Linked DNA regions of Homo sapiens: region 2 is linked to region 1. Evidence: chromatin contacts called from ENCODE Hi-C or POLR2A ChIA-PET data. All regions are on one chromosome and are shown on one strand. The core of a region is the stretch at or near the end of the contact, and the rest is flanking DNA. Distances in the headings are between cores, read along the strand shown.

Region 1 (5,522 bases), core at 2,955-5,454:
GTGACTGTGGTGTGGAAGGGCGAATACTCGGGAAGTGTGGGATTTTTGTCTGAGAAGTTTATTCAGCAAGCAGCTAATTCATGGTAACATAAAGAAAGTTGATATGAAAACTGCCCTTCCCCTATATCCCTAAGGAGACCACCAAGAAGACCAGGACATGCTATTACGTATGTTCTAGAAATGATGAAGGGGAGCACTGGGGAGCTAAGATACATGGGTTTAATCTCAGATTCACTTCCGATGAACCGCCCTCCTTCGTGCATCCACTCTGAAAGGCGTGGCCTCAGTACGAATTTGGGAAGCTTTTGCAGTGGCAGAAGTCATGAAATTAGGGGGCAGCACCTTAGGGCCATCAAAAGGGAGGGTTGTCTTGGGAATGAAGGTTTGGCGTTAACAGATCTGGCTTGTTGGGTCTAAAGAACAACAAAGTATTCCTCCCTGGCTCTCGGAACTCAAGGTCCTGAGCTCTTCAATACTGGGCAAGTTCACGTTTGCACATTTCGCACAAGCAGGAGGCAGGGTGAGTTGTTGGGATTCATGCCAGGCAGAGCCGAGCACATCAGGGGCCCTGGGTAAAAGGGGGTGGGGACAGCGCAGGCACCAAAGGTCTTGGCATGGGGTTGCCAGCCACCAGCAGACACCAGATGGGAAGGGAAACCGCAGGCCCACCGTTTGCCTCTGCCTGCGGGGTGCTGCCCCCACAGTGCCTCTCAGGTGTCTGTAGTCTCACACTTGTTTCTCACCCTCAATGTGGATCACAGCTGCCGCATGTCTCTGTAAGCACCACAAGGCCGGTGGCATCCCCTTGGGCTCACAGGATGCCTGAACCACCAGCCTCATCCTGAACTCCCCTCCATGTACGTGAGCCCCATTAGCTTTTCTCCCATTTGTAGGCAATGGAAGGCCAAACTCTCTTAGAGAAAGAACAAGAAACTAGGGTGAGCTGCCTCACATGTTGAGATGTGGAAAACTGAGATTTATTTGCAGAGAAAAGAACTGGGCTCCACTGTCCTGAGGGTGCCTCTGGTCTCTCGCAGTTGGATCCCCTCACATTTCCCAAGCCCAGGTCCAGATCTCCTCCTCCCCACCCTATCTCTTCACTTCTCATAAACCAGCTCCCCTAGCTTTGCCCAGATCACCCAGCAACACCATGGCAGGTAAATCCTTCCTCTTTACAGTAGACTCTGAAATTCGCCCTATGTTTCCCACTCCCCTCTTCGTCGATGAAAAGGAACAGCTTGGGGTTTCCAGCACCTGGTGCCTCCTGTCTGCGGCCCCTCCAGGACATTGGCTGTAAAGCTTTCTCCTCCTCCAGACGCCTTCGTGCACCCACCTGCACCGACCGTCCCGACCTCAGCCCACCTTTTCTCCATCCTGAGCCACAGTACATGTCCCCCAGGAATCTGTGGCTCTGACCACCTCTGACAATTCACTCCCCGTCAGCCCCTTGGGAACCCCAAGAGAGTTCAGCCTGAGCCCCCGGCCTTCCGGGCCTCCCCAGCTGTGTTTCCGGTCATTCCTTTCCTCGAGTCCCTCCACCCTGGATGCCCAGGGTGCCACCCTAGCCTCCCCTACACGCTGGCTTGGTTCTTCTCAACCATCGCCATTGGCTTGGTTTCTGTTGTGTTTGGTTTTTAGGGGTCAGGCTGCCGAGTGCTGTTCTTCTCCTGGGCTCTGTCCTCCTCTCTCTCCTTGGGTTGCAGCATCCAGGTCTGATCCAATAACTCCACAGCACACAATGCGGCCCAGGCCATGCACGGAGGAAGACAGCAGAGCGGCCATGAGGCTCCCAAAGGGAGCCAGGGCCCAGGCCCAGCACACCCTGCCCACAATCCCCTGCATCCACTGCCTCTCCTGCACCCGGCACTGGGCAGCGTGGGCTGTGTCAGCGGTGTCCCTCCTCCCTTCTCAATCTGTTGTGAGCTCCATTAGGCCAGGGACCGGTCCTTAGAAGCTGTGGGACCCTTCAGCCTCCCTAGCAGAATGTCTTGCACACAGTGGTGGCTCCATAAAATATTTATTTTCTATTTTGTCCATTTATTTTATAAATCTCATGCAGGCCAGATAGATTGGAATTATCAATTACTCTAGAAAATAAAAGGATAAAAGCAAGATCTGGAAATACAGACCGAGCAGCACTGGAATGCACCAACTAAGGCAGAGAGGCCCCCTGAGGCTCCGCGACTGCTGGACCATTTAAGGCAACATCATATCTCAAGTGGGGAGGGAGAGAATCCGCCGGTCTCAGCGGGGGTGGGTTTTTTAAAGTGGATTTAGTCATGGTCTGGACTTGCCCAATTTTCTGTGCTATGCTGTGGGAAGGGACAAGGTCCTAAACTACCCTCACAGGACTTAAATAAAACAAAGAACACATACAGGTGGGTGGGAAGGCAGTCAGATGACTCAATTCTGTGCCCACCACCCATGGCCCCTGATGGGTCATGCCTTCTGCTTAGACAACAGCCTCCTAGACCCCACAGATGGGGGCAATGGCATAAACTCAGACCTGCAGCCGAGGCCTGACTCACCACAATGGCCCTGCCCTGCACTGCCAGTGACAGACCTGTCACTTTCTCACTGATCCTTCATTTTCCTATGAAATGGGGCTAATATTGCCTCTTTCTAAGGTTGCTATTAGGATTAATTTTTGAGATAATAGACACTGAGATAACAAACCTGCCAAGTGTTACATCGATGTGATTATCCTGAGATTGAGAGGAAATGTCAGTGAGGCACTAGGTGGTGGCATGGCCGTGAGTGGGAGAAAGAGGGTGGATGTTCCAGATGTCCCTGGATCTCTACCAAAGAGAAGATGCAGCGAAAGGACAGCCGTGTTCCTGGTGTCTCCTTTTCCCCTCAGGACAATGAATTACGGGTTTTCTGTGCCTTAGTTTTCTTCCTTTCAAATGCAGTTAATAATACTGTCTCTCAGGGGGTATTCACAGACGTGAACAATTAATGATCGCAAAGTGCTTTGAAAATAAATGAGCTTACTCATAATGGTGGTGTTTGATATTTATAATAATAAGCCTGTGCTGCTGGCTTCGCGAACTATATTCATTGGTACAGAGCTTAGTTTTATGACTGGCTTTTTCAATATTTTAACATAAAATCCTCTTATTTTAAAGTAATCAAATGACCTTCCTGCATTCCTCCAGAGTCTTATTCGGAAAAACTTAAGATTTGATCATAGATCTATTTTAAGAAGTGCCAAGTTAACTGACATCGATGCCATCGTATCTGGAGTCCCTAGGAAATCCAGGGGGGGACAATGAACCGTAGGAAGACTCGGACTCGGGTCTGCCTGTAGCACTCGGAGCCTGCAAGGCAACACAGTTATTGAGTTCTATTAAAATTACTTGGTGTGGCTATAAACCAAACCACACCCCTGTAGCCAATGCGAAGAGCTTCCCGTAAAAGCCGTGCGGTGGGAAGGCCTCTCGCTGTCTCCTCTGCGCGGCAGGCAGACATGGACGACACCGAGGCGTGAATTCAGCCTGCACCTCCTAAAGATGAGCTGTTGAGGGCGATGGCCACAGCAAGTCCGCACCAAGTGCTCTTTAAACATGAGTGTTTCTTTAAACAAAGAACCTTCCCGGCATTGAGGTCTGATTAATGATGCCCCGGCACCTCCTCCCTCACTCAGGGATCACTTCCCTGCGGCGCGTTCCCAGACGCAGGCTTCCCTCACGGAGGCGGGAAGATTTCAGGCGCTGTCTGTTCTTGTCTTTTGTCAGCACGGACAAGGATGGAGACCCCACTGGTCAGGCGAGCCCCGCGGTCCCTGTTCCTCACTTCACCACCTGGGGAAGCCTGATCCCCATCGATTCGCAAAGGAACAAGGAAAGAACACGTTTTACCTGGATGGATGGTCCCCCTCACGGTGGCCTTGGAACCCGCTTCAGCGGGAGAGGCAGCGCCTCACTCACGGCTCCCCCTGGCCGCTGCTTTACCAGGGAGCGCCACCCCGTGCCCCGCCAGAGGAAGTGCAGGCGCCAGCACAGCACGGGCCGAAAGCCACACTGTGGGACCCGCAGCGCAGCTCCAAGAAATCCAAAGTCCATTCACAAGAGGAGCTTCTCCGCCAAATCGTTGAAAAATAAAACGAGAAATGAGTCGCCACCGGTATCCGCTTTAGTCAGCCGTACGAAAACGCAACCCGGTCAGCTGCACTTCTGCTGCCAGCCCTCCTCCAGTCAAGCACCGGCCTCGAGAAGGGCAAAGGGCAGGTAGGAGTTCCGACGCATGCGGCCACGGGGCGGAGTCACAGTTCAGAGGCCTCAGCTGAACCTGAAGTTATCCTAAGCTCGAGCCCCAGAGTGAGGACTCGGGGTCAGGCATCCGATTCCCCATCAGCTCCTTTACTAAAGCTGTGCAGAGAATCCGAGGCTATGAGTGGGGGTGGGGGAAAGATGTACAGGATGCTTTGGTTTCACTCCTGAGATACGAGAACGTCCTCTGAACACACATGCAGATAGCTGGACTTCTAGACAGAGGAAATCCAAATCGTTTCTTTCCTCCCAGCATAAGGGAACGGTCCGGTAAGAGCTGGTGTTTATCGATGCTACGTGCCAGAATGGGGCTGAGCACGGCGCCTCACTGTATCCTAACGTCTAATGAGGCAGGGAATGTCACTGTCACACTCTGCAGACGAGGAAGCCATGCTGTCAGCAGGTACACATCTTGCCACAAAACCAGTAACCTGTGGCACTGAGATCGCACACCGGTCGTCCACTGCCAAGTCCGTGGCCTCCTTCTCTGGGGTTTGCCTGCCTCTTGATGGCGGCCATGCCTCTGTCCTCTCGCAGGGGCTGGCTCTTCCAGTGGTCACTACTTTTTGGTTGCAAGCAGCAGAGATTCCCTGGAGGGCTTGTTGAAAGCACTCACATCAACGGAGCCTCAGAAAGGGAGCTGAGGCCATGCACGGCCCTGCAGTTTCTCCTCAGGCTTTGGTTTGCATCCCTGGCCTGACTTTCCCTCAACAAGTCCTGCTATCTCCACAAGGCGGCCAGCCCAGCCCTGTCCTCACCTTCCAGCCCCAGCTGAGCAGCCCCTCCCCACATCATCTTCAGCTGCTGCCCAGGCTCCGCAGAGCAGGTGTCCACCGCCCATCCAGCCATTGTGTTTAGAGGGCAGAGCGACCTGCCGGGACCTTGACAACACCTGGCCCCACCCACACGTCCTGCAATATTCACTGAGGAATGCACAGCAGCACATATGTGCCTCATGTGTCCTGCTGTGATGCAGCGAGTGGCACACAGCATTATTGTGTCAATCATGTGTCTTGATGTGATGCACTGGTTCAGACAGTATCATGGATGCAGTGTTTCTTTAAAACTGTCAAATTTGAGGAAACAATCTAACAAAAGCCAATTGATGAACATTCTGTAAAGGTGACATAAATACTTCAAAAATGTCTCTGACACAGAAAGAAAAAAAACAAAAAGGGAGCTATTCCAGATTTTAAAAATAAAAGATATAGTAACTAAAAGCAGTTGTGGTGCTTGGATAAAAACAAACAA
Region 2 (5,170 bases), core at 921-3,420, 170 kb before region 1:
CCAAAAACAAAACCACTTTCAACCACTGAGGAGCCAACCTGAGCCGGCCATTGCATCTGTGGCGGCCTCCCTGGGGAGGGGCAGTGGCAGCCGGGAGGGTGCAGGATCGGGCTGGCGAAATAATCTCAGGGGAGGGCCGTAGGGTGCAGGGAGGACCGGAGGGTGCAGTGAGGACCGTGCTGGCAGAATGATCTTGGGGGAGGTGCAGAGGCGCCACGGGGATGTGCCGGCTCAGCCAGCCAAGGGCAAGGAGGCTCAGGGGGGTGAAAAGGAAGGAAGGAGGCCTCAGGCAGGGAGGCCCGTGTCCAGGTGCTGCGCCAGGACCCACCGCAGGCTCAGGCCGCAGAGGCACGGGACCCCGAGGGCCATGGTGAGAGAAGTAGGCACTCAGACCCCACCACAAGGGACACGGGGCCCAGGAGGGCCGTGTCTCATTCCCCAGCCACTGACCACAGTGCCTGGGTGCAGCCTCCAGCCCAGGCTGCCCTTCGCTTTCTCCCAAAGGTGCCACCTGCCCAGGCCTGCTTCTCCCGTGAGACATCAGGACCCGCGATGGCTCAGCGACTACTGTGAGAAGCAGCAGAGCCCAGAGGCGAACCAGCAGCCACAAACCCAGGTCCCATGGCCCTCAGATGCAGACCCCAGCCCCCAACCATAACCCTCTCAGATGCAGGGTCTAGCCCCCCACCACAACCCTCTCAGATACAGGGCCCAGCCCCCCACCACACCCCCTCAGATGCAGGGCTGCAGCCCCCCACCACACCCCCTCAAATGCAGGGCCCAGCCACCCACCACACCCCCTCAGATGCAGGGCCCAGTCCCCCACCAGAACCCTCTCAGATGCAGGCCCCAGCCCCCCACCACACCCCCTCAGATGCAGGGCCCAGCCCCCCACCACACCCCCTCAGATGCAGGGCCCAGCCCCCCACCACACCCCCTCAGATGCAGGCCCCAGCCCCCCACCAGAACCCCCTCAGATGCAGGCCCCAGCCCCCCACCACACGCCCTCAGATGCAGGCCCCAGCCCCCCACCACACCCCCTCAGATGCAAGGTCCCATAACTCCCTAGACACGGGCCCCAGCCCCCTATTCCCCCCCAGACATGGGGACCCCAGCCCCAGAAGGTGCCTGTTCAAAGGGAGCTCCGGGGTCCCGCTGGGCACCTGGGTGTGCTCCTGGACGCTGCCTCTGGGCACCACAGGGAAGGTGTTGAGGATGGACAATGCATGGGGCCAGTGGTCCAAGAGGAAGGACCCGTCCACTGGGGCCCAGGGCAGGTGCCAGGCTCAAGCGCAGAAGGCCTCTGATCCCAAGGAGGCAGCGCCGGCACTTTTGGAAATGGAGCAACATTTGGAATGCTTTAGGACTTTCTGTCCAGTAGGATTTGAGAGCAACTTTTAGTAGAATGAAAAAGAAGAGAGTGTTGTGAGGCGCTGCCTTGTAGCTTCCCGGCCGTCTGCCTGTTGAGTCTGTGTTCTCGAGTTCAGGATGAGATTTTCTCAAAGGCGGCACATGCAGCTGTAGCTACTTAGCGTCCTGATTTCAGACGAAGAAAATGCAGGGACGACTGAAAACACAAAACGGATACCACATTTGAATTCGGTGGCATGACCTGCAAAAGCGGACCCCAGCGTCCCCTCCTGCCGGAAGCAACTGAACACAGGTGAAGTGGGCGTGGCTCAGCAAGGCCTGGCTGGTAGGGTCGGCTGAGGCCGGAGGTCAGCAGCCCTGTTGGTTGCTGGCTGGGTATGGGTGCCTTGAGGAGGTTGCCATTAGCTCTGGGTGATGCTGGTGGGGCTTCAGAGACCCTGGTCCGCTGCTGAGTGAGGTCCGGACCCTCAGGACAGCCAAATTTGTTTCCATCCTGCATCAACACTTGCCACCCAAAACTCTGCTCTTGTGTCCTCAGCCCCAGCCCACCCAATCCTGAGGGCTGAGGTGGCCCTCCCCTCCACGCCCCCTCACCTGAAAGCCTCCTTGGGGCCTTGGCAGCAGCAGCCAGCTCTGTGGGAGGGAAAAGGAGGCTTGTCCAAGTGAAAGCCAAACACACAGCCACCCCCCCTTCACCCAAGTTCCCTGTGAATTTGCGTCTTTCTGCAAAACTCTACCCAAATCGTGTATGTGGAGCAAGACTACTGCCGGCCCCTCCCTCCCTCACCCTGGAGGCTGCAGTTCACGTTAGCACAGTGAACACTCTTCCGTGATTGCACTAAAGAAACTTGCTTGTCGTTTTTAACCCAGCACTTCCCAAACTTACTCGCATGGAGCTCTTTTCTTGCAAAACGCGTATTAACATTTGGTGGAACACTTGTACTCCTGAAAGCACAGCAGCGGCAATTCTCGTCTATAAATGGTTTTGAATTTAACAAATGCCATTCAACGAGGTTTTTCTTAACAGATTTATTGAGATATACTTTAAATGCATACAATTCTGTGTTTTTAACATACGAAAAGAAATCAAGCTGTTATTAGCAGTTACTTCCTGCTTCCTCTTCTCTCCTCCCCTGGCAACCCTAATCCACTTTTATTTCTACAGGTTTTCACTTTCTGTACATTTCACATAAACAGAACAATGCAACATTGGTCTTTTGTGGCTCTTTCACTTAATTTTTTCAGGTTCATGCATGTAGCATGTGTTTGTAATTCATTCTTTCTTTTCCTTTTTTAAATAATTCATAGATTCACACATCATTTCTTTGTAATGGCTGAATAATATTCCATTGCGTGTGTTTGTGTGTGCATTTGTGTTTTTGTATTTTTGTGTGTTTTATGTGTTTGTGTCTTTGTATTTTTATGTGTTTTTTTTGTTTTTTGTTTGTGTGTGTGTATGTATGTTTGTATGTTTGTGTTTGTATGTTTGTGTGTATGTGTTTGTGTGTGTGTGTTTGTGTTTTTGTATTTTTGTGTATGTTGGGTGTGTTTGTGTTTGTGTGTGTGTGTGTCCCACCTTATGTCCTTTCATCAGTTGATGGGCATTTGGGTAGTTTCCATTTTGGGCTATTTTGAATAGTTCCCTATGACATTCTTTGTTTTAGTATGTGCTCTTCTTAGACACAGAGCCAATAGGATGCATGTACAGAGAGAAAGATAAGAAGGGGATTTTTTAGCGGAATTAGCTCATGCAATTTTGGAGGCTGAGAAGTCCCATGACAGGTCATCTGCAAGCTGGAGAACCAGGGAAGCTGGTAGAGTGGTTCAGTCCAAGTCTGAAGTCTTCAGAATCAAGAAAGCTGATGGTGTAACTCTCAATCTGACACCAAAGGCTCAAGAGCCCAGGGGGTCACTGTGTTAAGTCCCAGAGTCCAAAGGTCAGAGAACCAGGGGTTCTGACATCCAGGGCAAGAGAAGAAGGGGTCCCAGCTCCCCAAGAGAAAACAAGAATTCAGTCTTCCTCTACCTTTGTTCCATCCAGGCCTTTAGCCCAGATCATTGAGGGCAGATCAATGCAGGTGGACCTTCCCCACTCAGTCCAACAACTCACACCTCAGTCTCCCCCAGAAACACCCTCACAGACATACCTTGGACAGATCAATCATTCTAATCAAATGCCAATCTTCCTAGGTTTCTCTTTTGGCAGAAGAGGGATGGGCTCAGTGCCTCCTGGAGTACTGAGGATGATCAATGGCCTCCCAGCTACCTGGGCATCTCTTGATCCAGTCAGGTTGACACTTATAATCAACCATCACAAGTCCACCCCTTGTCAACTTGGCACCCACATGCATCTCCTTAAACCATATTTAATCTCTTAAAAAGATAATGACAAGGTCATAGTTCCACCTAGCATGATACAATTCGTACAATAAAAACACACTAATTCCTTCCCCAGAGGAGGAAGTGAAGTCCTTGAGTGACATTTACTCCTCTCCTGTAACTTAAACACTATGGTGTAAAATTAACAATACTTAAATACTGATGCAAACTCAATACATCTCATATGATAAAGGAGTAAGATAGAAAAGAAGAAAAATTTGCCTAATATATGTATATTTACATGCAAACATATTCGTAGCAACACAGGGAGAAAACACTCATGGCAGTGGCAGCCTTTGATTCTGTAACTGGTCCCGTGGGTGTAGCTGGTGCTCCTAATGACCTTCTACCACCTGCTGTGTTCTGTTTGCCTGCAGCAAGACCTCAGCTGGTTGCCGTGCTGTACCTGGCAGGGTGACCCAAACCTTCATACCTGAAAGGCCTGGGACATTCATAGCCTGCCTGGATTGGGTTGTGGTCATTTCCCATTGACCAGAATCACAGGCATGGTAACACCAAGAGATGCCCTAGAGGATCTCCTATTTCTCCCTTGTGAAGGAGTAGGCCAATTTCTTCTTGGTATCAGGTCAGACAGCCAACACTTTGACTCCCTTCTTAGCATGACTCTGAGGCATGAGAAGCCCAAAGTGGTCAGATAGCATCTTAACTTCCAGTTCAGTTGAATTATTGTTGTATCTCCTGGTGGTAGCATTTCTCCCTATGGAAGGAAGACCTCTAGGCCAGCAGAGCATAAAGTTGGAAATAGGAAGTAATAACTCCTCTAGCAGGTCACTAGGGGTGATGGATGGTGAGTGGTGGTCAGAAGCAGTGCTGTATGGAGTATCATGAAAGGCCAGAGAACCTGGAGTTCTGACATCCAAGGGCAGAAGAGAGAGCAAGAATTCGCCCTTCCTGGCTCAGTGCCTACCAAATCATTGAAAATAATTCTTTGCCAACCATCTGGGTATTCCTAATCCATTAAAGTTGACACCCAAATCATCTCATTCCTGTACATGTTTTTGTGTGGAAATATGTTTTCATTTCTCTTAGATGTTCACTTAGGATTGCTGGGTCAAGTGATAACTATGTGTTTAACGTCCAAAGAACTGCCAGATATTTTCCAAAGTGGCTGCACCGGTTTACATTTCCATCAGCAAGGAGGGCTCCAATTTCCCAACATCCTTGCCAAGACTTGTTATTGTCTGTCTTTTTAAATACAGCCATTCTGATGTGTGTGAGGTGGTATCTCATTGTGGCTTTGATGTACATTTCCCTAATGACTAATGATGCGGAGTATCTTTTCATGTACTTATTGTCCACTTCCATATCTTCTTTGGAGAAAATGCCACTCAAATCCTTTGCCCATTTTGTAATTGGGGATTTTGTTTTTCTTATTGAATTGTAAGAGTTCTTAATATAT

What was found. Hi-C counts contacts between places; a loop is a spot of excess contacts on that map. ChIA-PET counts read pairs that join two places held with the same protein, here RNA polymerase II (POLR2A). Pooled maps may share reads with other maps.
Region 2: a loop to region 1 is called in a map of naive thymus-derived CD4-positive, alpha-beta T cell, with 2.3 times the contacts of the local background. The contact joins the enhancer-like site here to the promoter of LINC00574 in region 1. A Hi-C loop is called at or near these places in 4 of 168 maps with a recorded cell type or tissue (B cell, CD8-positive, alpha-beta T cell, dorsolateral prefrontal cortex and 1 more), 4 of 37 single-sample maps with no recorded cell type and 8 of 50 pooled maps. POLR2A ChIA-PET finds 5 or more read pairs at or near these places in 1 of 52 experiments (OCI-LY7).

The regions. Positions count from the first base shown.
Region 1 is chr6:169,788,755-169,794,276 of GRCh38, reverse strand. LINC00574 (long intergenic non-protein coding RNA 574) reads right to left here and starts at 4,204. Exons shown (of 3, transcript NR_026780.1): 1 at 3,861-4,204. LINC00242 (long intergenic non-protein coding RNA 242) reads left to right here. Exons shown (of 2, transcript NR_026781.1): 2 at 3,159-5,487.
Region 2 is chr6:169,952,856-169,958,025 of GRCh38, reverse strand. LOC107986674 (a long non-coding RNA gene) reads right to left here. Exons shown (of 5, transcript XR_001744483.2): 5 at 2,754-5,170. Among named protein-coding and RNA genes, the nearest start is that of LINC00242, 160 kb to the right of the region's middle. Within about 2 kb of position 2,170, at least 2 of the 41 ENCODE cell types and tissues checked have a DNase peak (open chromatin) inside an H3K27ac peak, as active enhancers do.